3 separate regions of the Homo sapiens genome follow, and all the other regions are linked to region 2. A link is a contact called in ENCODE Hi-C or POLR2A ChIA-PET data. All regions are on one chromosome and are shown on one strand. Each heading gives the region's core, a stretch centred on a gene start or an enhancer-like site at or near the end of the contact. The rest is flanking DNA. Distances are from core to core; before and after follow the strand shown. Region 1 has its middle 22 kb from the start of LINC03002. Region 2 overlaps LOC101928277 (a long non-coding RNA gene). Region 3 holds the start of LINC03002 (long intergenic non-protein coding RNA 3002).

Region 1 (4,573 bases), core at 14-2,513, 310 kb before region 2:
ATAAAAGTCAAGGCTCAAAATGCCTATTTTGAGTGAATTATTAGTATCTCCAAACATCAATTTACTAATTTATAATGTGAGAAGACTGGGTTAAGTGATTACATAATCTCTTCTCTCTAAAATTATCATAAGGCAGTGAGTTTTCTGTTCTTGAAAATGTACAGCCAAATACCGTAGAAAAGAGTCATATTTGTGAAAGAACTTGGATAAGTAAAGAGCTTTCTAACAATGTTCTTCTAAAGATAATAACTATGGGAAGAGCAGTGGAAACATAGAATTGTTCCAAGAACAGGGCTTGGTTATCAATCCCAGGTCTGCCAATTATTTTCTGCATGACTTGGAGCAAGACAATTTAAACATTTTGGGTTAGATTACGTCTGTAAAGCAGGAGTTCCCAAACCTGGCATAAGCATCAGTCCAAGATTTTAAAAAATACACATTCCATAAATCCAACAGAAATGTCACCAAAAGACACTACGAGAATGTTCACAGCAGCACTATTTGTAATAACTCAAAACTGTAAAAAACCCGAATGTCCATCAATGAATAAAGAATAGAAAAAAGAAAGAAAGAGTGGGCTCATATGATTGGATACCATACAGTGGGGTTCAGCAAACTTTGTTCTGTAAAGGGCCAGATAGTAAATATTTCTAACTTTGCCAGCCATGTAATCTCTGTGGCAGCTAAACTCTACCACTGTAGTGTGAAAGCAGCTGTAGATAATACTGAGACAAATTAGCCTGGCAGTGTTTCAATAAAACTTTATTTATAAAACCGGAGATTGATCCCTTACTATATAGCAATGAAAACAAACTAGAACTACCTGCAATAACATGGATGAATTTCACAAGCACACTACTGAGTGAGAGAAGCCACGTACAAAAGAATACATGCTGTGTGATTCCATTTATCTAAAATTTCAGAATTGGCAAACGTAAGCTATGATGTTAAAAGTCAAAATAGAGTGGTTATCTTGGTAGAGTGGTGCCTAGTAGGGGGCCCAGAGGGTGTCTTCTGGGCTGGATTGCTTTATTATTTAATGTGAGACTGTGTTCACTTTGTGAAAATTAATCTGTATATTTACAGGGCTTGCACATTTTTTCCTGATGTAAGGTTTACTTCAATGAAAAGGTTACCATAAAGAAATATAAATATTTCAGTGTCTCACTCTGTAGAATCCGAGTTGTTGGCCAGGGGTGTGGCTTGAGGATCTATCCTAAGCCTGCCTTGAAGAAGTAAAGTGAGCTGCCTAAGGTCACGTTATTGGCAGAGCTGAGACAGAGAGCAAGCTCTTACAGTGTTGGGCATGGAGTGAGTCAGCCCTGCATTGAGAGAGGACGCAGCATCTGCCCTTGAGAACGGACTGGGAAATGGCTAAAAGAAGTCAAGGTCACATTCCGGACTCCTACCTACAATCATATTTGCACTGTCACCTGGATATGCTCACTGACTTCTGCCACCTGGGCAGCACCCAGTTCAGAACTTTGCAGATTGCTGGAATTGCTGGGGAGCTGCCAGAGGGCTTTCAGAACTCAGCATGAGTGCAGTGAGTGCGGCAGCCAGCTCCCAAAGGGGATGGCCTCAGCATAGTTTCCAGCTCTCGGCTCTCTTAACAGGAAGGCGTTGCGGTGTCGCAGACACAATCTGAAGTGGGGGTTCAAACAGACACAACTTCACATACTGGTTTTGCAACTTGCTGGCAAATGAGTGAATTTTACTCAATCCCAATTTTTCTCATCTGTAAAACAGCCATAAAATCGACCCCCACTGCCTCTTCCTCACCCCTCCCACAGACAAAGGATTTTTTTTCTCTTTTTTTCTATTCAGTCTTCACTGAACTAACATTTGCACGCCAAGCACCATTAAGTATTTTGCAAAGATTGTCTCATCTAATTCTTGTCAGTAAAGAAGTTTCATTTATGATCCTCATTTTATAGTGAAGAAACTAGGAATCAGTTGACTTAAAAATGACCTGCCTAAAGTCACACAGGTAAGAGGTGGAACCAATTTCCCACTGAAGAAGTGTGCCTGGGAGCCTGAGCTCGTAACCACCGCTTGTGACGATGACAATGCCTGGCAGTCGTCATCCTGTCTGGCCCATGGATGAAATTTAATAGAAGTTAATTCTGCATTTCCTCTTTTCTTAAAGAGCTATGAATTGGAGCTGAGGCCTGGCAGTCAGAAAACCAGGATTCTAGTGGGCTGGTAAATCACTTCTATTTCCTTGCAGCATAATGAAAGCATGGGATCAGATCACTCTCCTTAAGCGTTTCTTCTGGGCTGAATGAATTTGTACTCTCTACAGGTCTGAATGCTTGCTCTAAACAGAAAATAAGTTAGTTGTTCCCTAAAATTTTATGAAAAATTTATATTCGTTTCCATCATCTGAGTTTGTTTTGATATTTAAAACATAGATATTATGTCCTACCTAAACCTCTCTCCATGCACTCACTCACACTCACCTCATCCCATCTCGCAGTCTTGTGTGTTCCTTTACTCCAGGCACACCTAATTCATGGCTGCACATTCCCAAGGGCACCCTAGAAGGGGCACTCTCTTGGTTTGAAAAGCAGAGGTGTCAGTAGGTTTCATCAGGTCTCTGTACCTACACAATTCTATTACTCTGTTAACCTATGTGATGTGGAGGTTTATGACATAGAAGTTCTCCCCAGACTCGACCATGAACTTCCCAAACTCATCCAGAACTGAACCACCTTAAAACACGCTCTTTTGATATCTTGCCAACTTGGCAGATAAGACCGGATTTTCTACAAATTAAAAAGTGGTGATGGTGATGTGTTTGTTGGTGATGATGCTGATAAAATATGACCACTTCTTTATACGAGATGATTTCTTATAAAGGCAAATGAAAATTTTGTATCACAGTTGGAAACCACTGGACCATCAAGTACACTTGAAGGGCAAGAAAGATAAATTTACAGACAAAACTAAGGATTGTTTTTATATTATGTATTTCTCTGTCATCTGCCCACACCTGAAACCCAATTAACATTCAAGGGAGAATGAGTTTTGTTCAAGCCATTTAGAAGAGTAAAAGGAAAAGTAAATTTTAATAAGCCAGTATTTTTCTCTTGACACAAAGATTAGCAGAATTTGGGAATAATGTTTAAAATAAGTGTTATAGGCTGGGTGCGGTGGCTCATGCCTGTAATCCCAGCACTTTGGGAGGTCAAGGTGGGCGGATCACCTCAGGTCAGGAGTTCGAGACAAGCCTGGCCAACATGGTGAAACCCTGTCTCTAATAAAAACATAGAAAATTAGCCGGGCATTGTGGTGGGCACCTGTGATCTCAGTTACTCAGGAGGCTGAGGCAGGAGAATTACTTGAACCTGGGAGGTGGAGGTTGCAGTGAGCCAAGATCACGCCATTGCACTCCAACCTGGGCAACAAGAGTGAAACTCCATCTCAAAATAATAATAATAAGAAGTTGTTATAATATATGGAATGTATATTGCAGCATTATATTTTAAAAACAAACCATTACAAAAACACTGTTAATTTTGGAAGGCACATTAGCCAGTAGGGTTGAAAGATTTAATGTTCCAGTAATAGGAGTTTGGAATTCCAAAACACAGAGAAATTGTCACTTTTATTGTTTTGCTTAGTCTGGTTTTATTTCAGGAAGTTAGGAGACACTGGGCCCGACAGCGCAGATGACAAGCCGTGATGCAAATGCTTCCTATCTATGAGACAGGAAATGCTCTCAGACCCTGCACGTAACTCCCTGCAAAGTTTGCTCTTTGTTTTTGGTACATCCATTTGCTTCTTTGTGCTTAATTCTATGTATTGTGTACAGATGAGACAAAGAGAAAGCTGCAGTTATAGGACAGTATATGCCTTCTAAAGAAATTGCTCTTACATTATCAAGGAACAAATGAAGAGGTTTACTGATTTATGAGGAGACATTTGGTATAAACTGAAGGACTTGCTACAGTAGCCATATAAAGGACCTCATAATGAAATTTTTCAGGTCACACACACACATACGCACGCATGTACGTATATGCACATATACAATTGTTTTTCAAGTGGTTTCAGATTTTTCAAATGCAGTCACTAAAGATCAATTCTAGCAATGAATACATTTTGAATTTGTACCCTCTGAGCTCTTACCATTTTGGTCATGCAGACCTTGAGAATTAAGAACCCAGAATATTTTTCTTCATAATTTTGACACTGATTCATCCTATTTTTTTTTTTTTTTTCAGGGAGGAAGGGGGTCACAGGGTCTCGCTCTGTCACCCAGGCTAGTGTGCAGTGATGTGCGATCATAGCTTGCTGTAACCTCAAACTCCTGGGCTCAAGTGACCCTCCCGCCTCAGCCTCTTGAGTAGCTGGGACCACAGGAACGGGCCACCACACCTGGCTAATTTTTTAAAATTTTTTGTAGAGACGGGGTCTCACTATGTTCCCCAGATTTGTCTTGAATTCCTGGTCTTAAGCAGTCCCCCTGCCTCGGCCTCCCAAAGTGCTAGGATTACAGCCAGGAACCACTGCACTGAACCATGATTCATCCTGTCTTTGAATCTGCCCACCTGGAAGTGTTGTGTAA
Region 2 (4,972 bases), core at 56-2,555:
ATCTTTCTTCTTAAAGCAAAAGAACTTAAATATGTACTAAAAACTGTTCTCACTGGGGTATAGAAAGGAATTGGAAGAACAAAATTGAAGTCCATCATCTCCTTCAGACAGAAATATATATGACCCACATTTGTAAGAGACAGACTACGCCTTGCTTCTTTCTCCCCCCTATGTTGCCAGTTCTCTTTGTCAGCAACTCTCTTGTCCTACTGGGATAACGTTTTAACTGTGGTACATAGGTTAGAAGCACACTATTTGTTTACAAGGGGATAAATGGTTGTTGCAATTACCGTAAAAAGCAGCAAACAAATGACCTTCAGGACTTGCCAGGAAAAGCAGTGGGTCTTTCTATGTGTTGAAACAATCTGGGCTCCACTGATGGTAAACACGAGGCAGAGACATGGATCTGGATGTGTCCTCTGGGGAGGGGGCAGGGATTGACACAGTTACAGAATTTGATCCACCCCATATTCTTCCCTTGGAGTTTAATTTCCATATAACTGAAAACATCTGAAGCAAACAGAGAGAAGCACTGCTGGACAGACCCATATCACAAGAGTAGGCAAAAAAAAAAAAAAAAAAAAGGAGCTCAAACACAACAGCTAGGTGTTTGATGTCATTCAATGATTCAGTTATGACTTAAGCGAGCTTCGGAAGTCGTGCGTCAAATGATAACCTGCATGAGAGAACTCAGTATAGAGCTGGCCTCAAGCACAAGGACATAGTTCTACAACTACAGACCCTAAAAAAAATTCATCATGGAAAAAAAAATAATAGAATTTTTCCCCTGGAGAAGCTTATGTTTAGATATTAGATACGTAAAAGACTGAACTATTTGTATAACCTCTAAGATTCTTTCCAGCTCTACAATTCACTGCATACATAAATGGGAAATGTTTAGGCCCAGGAGGCATACCAATGTGTACAAGTATACTGTTATTCATTTGATTCTTGCCCCGTATGCTTTACAGAGTCTAATTATCTAAATGAGATTTGGTTAAATAAAAATTGATATTTCTGTATGACAAGTATATATTTACATAAAAGGCAATACATATCCCCACAGTTTTCATTAAAATGGAAAAATAAAACGTATTTTAAAAAGTAATTGGAGAAGTTTTAGAAAGCACCTGGTTGAGGATTTCTTTGTTTTACAAATGAGGAATCTCAGGGAATCTTGGAGGTCTGTTCCTTCCAGGCCTCATTCCAGGGAGGGGCAGATTTGGAACTAGAGCCCAGGCCTCCAGGCTCTCACGCCTCTGTGGTCCGTGGTCCGTGGTCCGGGGCTTAGGTTGGCCGGTAGGGGTAGGGTAATAAATCTCATTCGCCAAATGAGGAAACAGCGTCATCTAGTGGAAATTTATCAGCGTATTCTAGACATGCTGTTATCCCTAGCTCTGCTGTCCCTAATTTCCCAAGACAACATTTCTGGACCATTTTCTCTCCCCCATGTTTCCAAAGCCCAAGAATCTCCCAGTGGGGCCCCCTCCTACAACCTCCTCACCCCACAGCATATTTCAGTCTCTTCTCTGCCAAACTTTCCAACATAGCCCCAGGAATCAATCATTTGCCTCAAGGGCCACCGGGGCTGTTGTCCTTTGAGTGTTTTTTGTTTCAAGTTTTCATCAAAATAACCCTGTTAACCACGGCTTCAGGCCTTTACCAAATGGTGTGGCAAATCAATTCCATCATTTATGAAGATCCAGATAGATACTGCTTTTCATTCAGCCACACTGAGATGATCCTTGTTTTTCCCCTGCTACCATCAAGTTAGGACACTTTGGTTGCTTTTGAAATAATTCATCAGGGAATTTCCCAGGACAGTTCTGTGACCAAGCATGTGGACAAGCTTCAGTCAAAACTTAGGAGGTATTAAATAGAAAACAAAACATGTAACAAGTAATTATCCCATATGATAAATGTTCCATTATGAGAAAGCACAAAGGGAAGGGGGAAATTCATTCTGCTGAGGTTAGAAAAAGCTGCATGCAAGAGGAAACACTAGATCTGAGTTTTGAAGGAGATAGATGGGCCTTTGATTTCTAAAGAAATGGGTGTGGTATGCTAGGCAGGGGGAACAGCAGAAGCAAAGGTCAGGAGTCCTGAGAGTACAGCATGTGATAAAGGATCAGGGCCCAAGAAGATGGGTGGGAAGTGATGTGGAAGGCAGTTCAGGACTGGAACAGAAAGATGCTTAGATGCCATCGCAGAAAACTTTTTTTTTTTTTTTTGAGACGGAGTCCCACTCTGTCACCCAGGCAGGAGTGCAATGGTGCGATCTCAGCTCACTGCCACCTCTGCCTCCCAGTTTCAAGCGATTTTCCTGCCTCAGCCTCCTGAGTAGCTGGGATTACAGGCACACACTACCACGCCCAGCTAATTTTTGTATTTTTAGTAGAGATGGAGTTTCACCATGTTGGTCAGACTGGTCTCAAACTCCTGACCTCATGATCCGCCCACCTTGGCCTCCCAAATTGCTGGGATTACAGGTGTGAGCCACCACGCCTGGCCGAAAACTTGGATTTTAGATGCAATTAGACACTATCAAATTATGGGCCACAGCAAAAAAACTGTGTTTGAAGTCTCCAGGTAATAAAGTACTTTATTCATCCCAGCTGTTTTGAAGCTACTTTCTACATAAAATGGTTCCCTTATTTCATGGCTTGTGAAACAGGCTCTGAAAATGAATTATTTGTCAATGCAGGGACAGGAACTCAGATCTGTTGGCTCCCAGTCCATTTCTTCATAGTAAAGAGCTAAGAGCATGAAATGCTTATTAGAATAATTAAAAATTTTTAAATTAGAAAATCTTGTAGGTCTTCCTCTGATTTTTGTTCCTGTATAAATCCTCTAAAAGTATTAAATATATGTAATTGTCTTTTAATCATATCCCCCCATCCAATCCGAGTCTGCTATATAAATGAGAAAATAATCCAATAGGCAATCTATTTGAAAGCACTAATACGAGAAACAGAAAATTTTCAGACTAAAAGAGATGATAAAAGAGGCAAATGTAAACCACCATGGACTGAAGAATACAACATGAGAGAAGCAAAAGCTTTGTAAAGATTTCTAGGAAATTCTGATTCCATTGGTTTCATGAGGACATCAATCACACTGATGTTGTTACCGAAACACCAAGGGTTCAGTCTAGGTCCTGCTGCTGGCTGCACAGAAAACCAATCACTGAGATGATGACATGCCAAGGAAGAAGGCTTTAATTGGGTGCTACATCCTAGAAGATGGGGGCTCAGTCTCAAATCCATTTCCCTGGCCAGGCATGGTGGCTCATGCCTGTAATCTCAACACTTTAAGAGGCTGAGGCAGGCAGATTGCCTGAGGTCAGGAGCTTGAGACCAGCCTGGCCAACATGGTAAACCCCATCTCTACTAAAAATACAAAAATTAGCTGGGCATGGTAGCACACACCTGTAGTCCCAGCTACTTGGAAGGCTGAGGCAGGAGAATAGCTTGAACCTGGGAGGCGGAAGTTGCAGTGAGCTGAGATTGCACCACTGCACTCCAGCCTGGGTGACAGAACAAGACTCCATCTCAAAAAAAAAAAAAAAAATCCATTTCCCTTATCAACTGAAACGTGGGTTTATATAGCAGGGAGAAAAATGTAACAATGTGTAAGAAAACAGGAACTAGGGAGGGGCAAAGAAGAAATCATGACGAATGAGGGGTCAGGCATCTCATTGTCTGGATCTGGTGACTTCGTGAATTTCAGTCCTTTGATACTTTTTTTGAGAGGTATGAAAGTCCTTTCATAAGAAAGGAACTCAGATAAAACGAATATTAGTTTCAAGCTTTAAGACTAGAAAGGTCAATTTCTATGTTTATCAAAAAGAACTGTCTATGGGACCATTGGGTCAGTTTTTTTGTTTTGCTTTGTTTTGTTTTTTGAGACGGAGTCTTGCTCTGTCACCCAGGCTGGAGTGCAGTGGTGAGCTCTCCGCTCACTGCAAGCTCTGCCTCCCAGGTTCATGCCATTCCCTGGCCTCAACCTCCCGAGTAGCTGGGACTACAGGCACCCGCCACCACACCTGGCTAATTTTTTTTTTTTTTTTTTTTTAAGCAGAGATGGGGTTTCACCATGTTAGCCAGGAAGGTCTCAATCTCCTGACCTCGTGATCCACACGCCTCGGCCTCCCAAAGTGCTGGGATTTTAGGCGTGAGCCACTGCGCCCGGCCAGGGTCGGTTTTGATGTCAGAAAAGGATAGTACGTAGATGTCATTAAAAGACAATCATGGCAACCAACTCTAACTTGGTTATTTAGAGGCCAGCATTTCTTTCTTTCTTTCTTTCTTTTTTGAGATGGAATCTCGCTCTGTCTCCAGGCTGGAGTGCAGTGGTGCGATCTTGGCTCACTACAACCTCTGCCTCTGGGTTCAAGTGATTCTCCTGCCTCAGCCTCCCGAGTAGCTGGGACTACAGGTGTGCCACCACACCCAGCTAATTGTTGTATTTTTAGTAGAGACAGGGTTTCACCATGTTGGCCAGGATGGTCTCAATCTCTTGACCTCATGATCCACCCACCTCAGCCACCTGAAGTGCTGGGATTATAGGCATGAGCCACCGCGCCCGGTCAGCATTTCTTTGTAAGAGCTTTCTAGGTCAGGTGCAGTGGTTCATGCCTGTAAACTCAACACTTTGGGAAGCCAAGGCGGGGGAGATTACTTGAAGCTAGAGTTCAAGATAAACCTGGGCAACAAAATGAGACCCCATCTCCACAAAAATAAAAAGACAAAAACATTAACCAGGTGTGGTAGCACATGCTACTTGGGAGGCTGAGGTAGGAGGATGGCCTGAGCCCAGGAGTTCAAGGCTACAGTGAGCTATGATCACACCACTACACTCTAGCCTGGGTGACAGAACCAGACCCAGTCTCTAAGAAATGAAAGAAGGAAAGAAAGAAAAGAAGGAGAGGGAAGGGGGAAAGAGGGGGGAGGGGAAGAACGTTGTTTCCGAA
Region 3 (4,560 bases), core at 469-2,968, 280 kb before region 2:
CCACCTGTCCGTCAATAAATATTCACTAAGCACTTCTATGTGCAGGACATTGTGGTCAGCACTGGAGACAGGAAGATGAATATGGTCTAGCTCCCTTCTTCAAGGTGCTCACAGTTCAGTGAGGGCAGAAACATTTACACATAACTAATTATGCATGATAATTTTAAAATGTATATTTAGAACAGAGATGGTGTTTTGGTAATATCTTGATCCTCAGAACTTTGTACAAAGTTAAAGCAAAATAATTGTTTTTTCTGAATATCAGAATACATGGAACAAACAGCATTTTAGAAAATTCTACAGGGAGATATGGGAAAGAGGGATTTAAAATATTTCTTTAAACTAAAAATAGAACTACCCTTTGACCCAGCAATCCCATTCTGGATATATACCCAAAGGAAAATAAATCATTCTACCAAAATACACCTGCACTCATATGTTTATTACAACGCTAGTCACAAGAGCAAAGACATGGGATCAACCTAGGTGTCCATTAATGGTGGACTGGTCAAAGAAAATGTGATACATACACACCATGGAATACTATGCAACCATAAAAATAAATGGAATCATGTCCTTTGCAGAGATGTGGATGCAGCTGGAGGCCATTATCCTAAGTGAATTAGCGCAGAAGCAGAAAATCAAATATTGCATGTTCTCACAAGTGGGAGCTAAATATTGAGTACACATGGACATAAAGATGAAAACAATAGACACTGGGGACTCCAAAAGTGGGGGAAGAGGGGAGGAAGCAAAGCAAGACTTTAACAGCTGCCTATTGAATACTGTGTTCACTATTTGGGTGATTGTTCGAACAGAAGCCCAAACCTCAGCATCACTCAATACAGCCATGTAACAAAGCTACACATGTACCCCCTCAATCTAAAAAAAATTTCTTTAAGTTCCTTTAGGAAACTCACGGCCCCCCTTTTCCCTGACATGTCTTACCGACAGTTATATATATTTCTATATGTATTCATTACTGCAGCAGACCTTTAGGAAGAGAAAGAGGAAAGAGAAGAAAATTCAAATTCTACTCTCCGTATAACTGAACAAGTAACCATCAATTTTCCCTCTCTGGAAAAGGCCACGAGCTTTCTAGGAAAAGAAGACACTATCTAGAATTAGCCAAATTTAATTAAGTTGATGTTATTAACTTACACTATTATATACAAATGTGATGATTGTAAACTGGAAGTTCATCTTCACGAAGCAAATAAATATTTTTGAGACTTATGTCATCAACACTAAAATGTTTACGTATTAGCATCTACATTCTCCATAGATAGTTTTAAATAATTAAATTTATATTTTTCAAAACACTACTTGATTTTCCTCAGTTTTGTTAGAATCAAATAACTGTTGGTTAAAAGAGAACAATAAACAGCTTATACCAACTGAGAAAACCTGAACATCATTTCTAATTTTTGTTCTTAACTTGTACAGTTGAAGATATTATTAAGGAAACAGAAAATACATATTTTAATGGTTAAACTTAAAATGTTTAACTATTCGGCATCCAGCAAACTGGGTGAAGTTTGCTCTTCTATCTGACTTCCGAGAAGCCAGCAAGCCAGGTCATGTGGCTGGCTGACCTCCCAGCACCACCTACCTCAACTCCATGAGATGCCATCAGATCCCACCCAAAGGAGCCAGTCGTCCCCATGAAACAATGACCAATTCTTACAAGACACAACTGGAGCTCTGTTGCTGTGGCACAGGAAGGCTCGATAAGATCTCCCAGCCACAGCATTCTTTTGTGTCAGCAGACTCAAGTGGGATGTTCCTTCTGCAGCTCTTACCGAGCAAGAGGAAGCGGGCTTTGAAACACAATGTTCATTGAAATTGGCTTTCATCTGAGGAATCCCAGGGTGGCTCCTGCTTCATGATGTGCATTCTGTCTGCAGCTGAGCTCTCCTGATGCATTTCCCTTGTTTGTTCTGGGGGGAAGGCAGCACCTTTACGGGACTCACCCTTTTACTAGGTAAAGGGCATCGCATTGTGCTGGGCGAAGCATTATGTGTCAGGATGTCTCCAGTGAGTCTGGAGCCTAGAAGGAGCATCAAAAATAAAATTAAAAAAAATCAAGTCCTCCACCATCCTGGCTCACTGATGGAACAATTTAGGAGAAGAACACAAAGCCATCTAATGACCCTGGGGAGCATTTGCTTGTTTGGTGACCTTAGGCGCAGGAAGTCATTTATCACTCTAGTTGCTACATTGGGCACAATGCCACAGGACACAAATGGGGGTACTGAACGTAAGTCTGAGTGTTGGCCCAATAGTACCTGTCCAGAAGCAGCCTGGGATCCATGATCCATTGCAGGGCAATTATGGCTCTTAAGAAAATGAAGAGAAGTAAGTAATCCACAGTATCAAATCATGGGTGAGAAGTCTCTCCATCCCATTGCCCTAGTTTTATAACTTAGCAATTCATCTTCTTTTCAGAGAAAACCATTCTGGATCCCAAACAGATTTTCTCTGATTAAGAAATAGTCTCAATCAGTACATGGAGAAAAAAGCAAACACTGTTAAGCCCATCTTTTCTTGCTAGACACCTCTTCCTTTCTATCTGCTCCACCCAATCTGGGCCAGTTTATTATGCAAAATGAGATAAGCAGTCAACTCCCAATAGGAATAGAAGAAAGAACACACCACTTTTTCACTTCCACGGCACTTTTAACTCTGCACATATTTTTTCCTTTGACTCTCAAAATAACCTGGCAAAGTTAGATAGGCATTGTCTATTTTCAGCAGTACAAGGAGTTAGTACAGAGACAAAGTTAAAGACCCTTGAACCTCATAAAGAGCTGGCAGCAGAAAGTACAGAACCCACATGTCAGGTTCCTCAGGTAGGCCCTGTTCATCAGGTCAGATCCCTTAGGCATGTGGACAAGTGACCAGTCTCCAGTTGACTGTAAAGGCTGGCTTTCATCACCACCAGCGGGCTAACCTCCTACATATATCTGTGTGTCTACGGCAAGGTCGACAGAACCCATATATAAGGAAATACTGATACTGAAAAACTTGAAAAACCTGGAAGTTGCTTCTTGGAATCCAGTGTTCTTGTCCCAAGGTAAAAAGAATAGATGTCAATCTTGTAACTGACGCAAGACACTGACGAAAATGACAATCCATGCACTTAGCTTTCCCAAGAATGAAATGAATCAAAAAGTACCAAGAAATCAAAATTCTAGCTAAAGCTCATGAAAAGGACTCAAAACTACTCTCTGAATGGCTTATCTTTAGCTGAGCTCATAACAGAACTCTTAAATTTCTGAAAATTTGGTAGAATCTTCTTGTGAAATTCTTCAGAAAGGATTGCCCAAACCTAGGGATAGCAAAAGTTTTTGATGACCTTTCCGCTACCTATGACTCAACTTATCCCTGATTACAATAGGCTTCTGGAGAAGAGAATTTATATTAGCAATTGGCTTTGAGTAAAAGGGTCTGTGAAACTATCTGTTCCTCATCAGGTCCCTCCCCCAACCCAGGTTAAAAGAATAAAATGAAATTAAATTATTAAATAAAATGGATAACAACTGGCCAAAACTCTGCAAAGGAGATTCTTAAATTGAGTGGGATACTCTGGGGTTCTTTTTAACTCTAACACTCTATGACTTTTTAAAAATGCTAGCCGGGCGCGGTGGCTCATGCTTGTAATCCTAGCACTTTGGGAGGCCAAGGTGGGCAGATCACTTGAGGCCAGGAGTTCGAGACCAGCCTGGCCAACATGGTGAAACCCTGTCTCTATTAAAAATGCAAAAAATTAGTCAGGCATAGTGGTGCACACCTGTAATCCCAGCTACTCGGGAGGCTGAGGCAGAAAAATCGCTTGAACCCCGGAGGTGGAGGTTGCAGTAAGCCAAGATTGCACAACATCAGCCTGGGCTTCAAAGCGAGACTCTGTCAAAAAAAAAAAAAAAAAAAATCTAGAGAATAATGCTGGAGCACATAATTTATATATACATATGTATTTATACAACACACACATCTTTGAACAACATGGGTTTGAACTGTGCTGGTACACTTATACATGGATTTCCCTCGGCCTCTGCCACCCCTGAGATAGCAAGACCAACCCAACCCCCCCCTTCCTCAGTCTACCAAATCTGAAGGCAATGAGAATGAAGACCATTGTTGATCTACTTTCATTTAATTAATAGTAAATATATTTTCCCTTCCTTATGATTTTCTTTTTTCCTCTAGCTTACATACAGTATATAACACATATAACATACAAAATATGTATTAATTGTCTGTTTATGTTATCAGTAAGGCTTTTGGTCGACAGTGAGCTGATGGTAGTTTTAAGGGAGTTAAAAGCTTTACTTGGATTTTCAACTGCACAAACCCCACACTGTTCAAGGATCAATTGTCTGTATATTCTCTGGGCTGGGACCACATAATGTCCAGAAGAGAGATCACATATTATATTAAAGCACATCTAATTCAATTTGTCTTAATTTAGGGAAAAACATATGTGTTGAATACTGCTATGTGTCCAGGGCTGTATAATGCAACAAATAAAAAGATACATCCCTGCCCTCAAGGACATCA

What was found. A loop is a pair of places that touch in the nucleus more often than their neighbours do. ChIA-PET counts read pairs that join two places held with the same protein, here RNA polymerase II (POLR2A). Pooled maps may share reads with other maps.
Region 1: a loop to region 2 is called in a map of A673, with 4 times the contacts of the local background. The contact joins two enhancer-like sites. A Hi-C loop is called at or near these places in 2 of 168 maps with a recorded cell type or tissue (A673 and astrocyte of the cerebellum) and 4 of 50 pooled maps. POLR2A ChIA-PET finds 5 or more read pairs at or near these places in 2 of 52 experiments (MCF 10A and endothelial cell of umbilical vein).
Region 3: a map of MCF 10A shows a loop between it and region 2 (10-fold over the local background). The contact joins the promoter of LINC03002 here to the enhancer-like site in region 2. A Hi-C loop is called at or near these places in 7 of 168 maps with a recorded cell type or tissue (MCF 10A, PC-9, Right ventricle myocardium inferior and 4 more) and 9 of 50 pooled maps. POLR2A ChIA-PET finds 5 or more read pairs at or near these places in 2 of 52 experiments (MCF 10A and PC-9).

Annotation. Positions count from the first base shown.
Region 1 is chr6:134,515,953-134,520,525 of GRCh38, forward strand. No RefSeq gene overlaps it. Among named protein-coding and RNA genes, the nearest start is that of LINC03002, 22 kb to the right of the region's middle. Within about 2 kb of position 1,264, at least 27 of the 41 ENCODE cell types and tissues checked have a DNase peak (open chromatin) inside an H3K27ac peak, as active enhancers do.
Region 2 is chr6:134,821,771-134,826,742 of GRCh38, forward strand. All of the region lies in intron 2 of LOC101928277 (a long non-coding RNA gene), which reads right to left. Among named protein-coding and RNA genes, the nearest start is that of ALDH8A1, 130 kb to the right of the region's middle. Within about 2 kb of position 1,306, at least 5 of the 41 ENCODE cell types and tissues checked have a DNase peak (open chromatin) inside an H3K27ac peak, as active enhancers do.
Region 3 is chr6:134,538,287-134,542,846 of GRCh38, forward strand. LINC03002 (long intergenic non-protein coding RNA 3002) reads right to left here and starts at 1,719. Exons shown (of 3, transcript NR_125856.1): 1 at 1,613-1,719.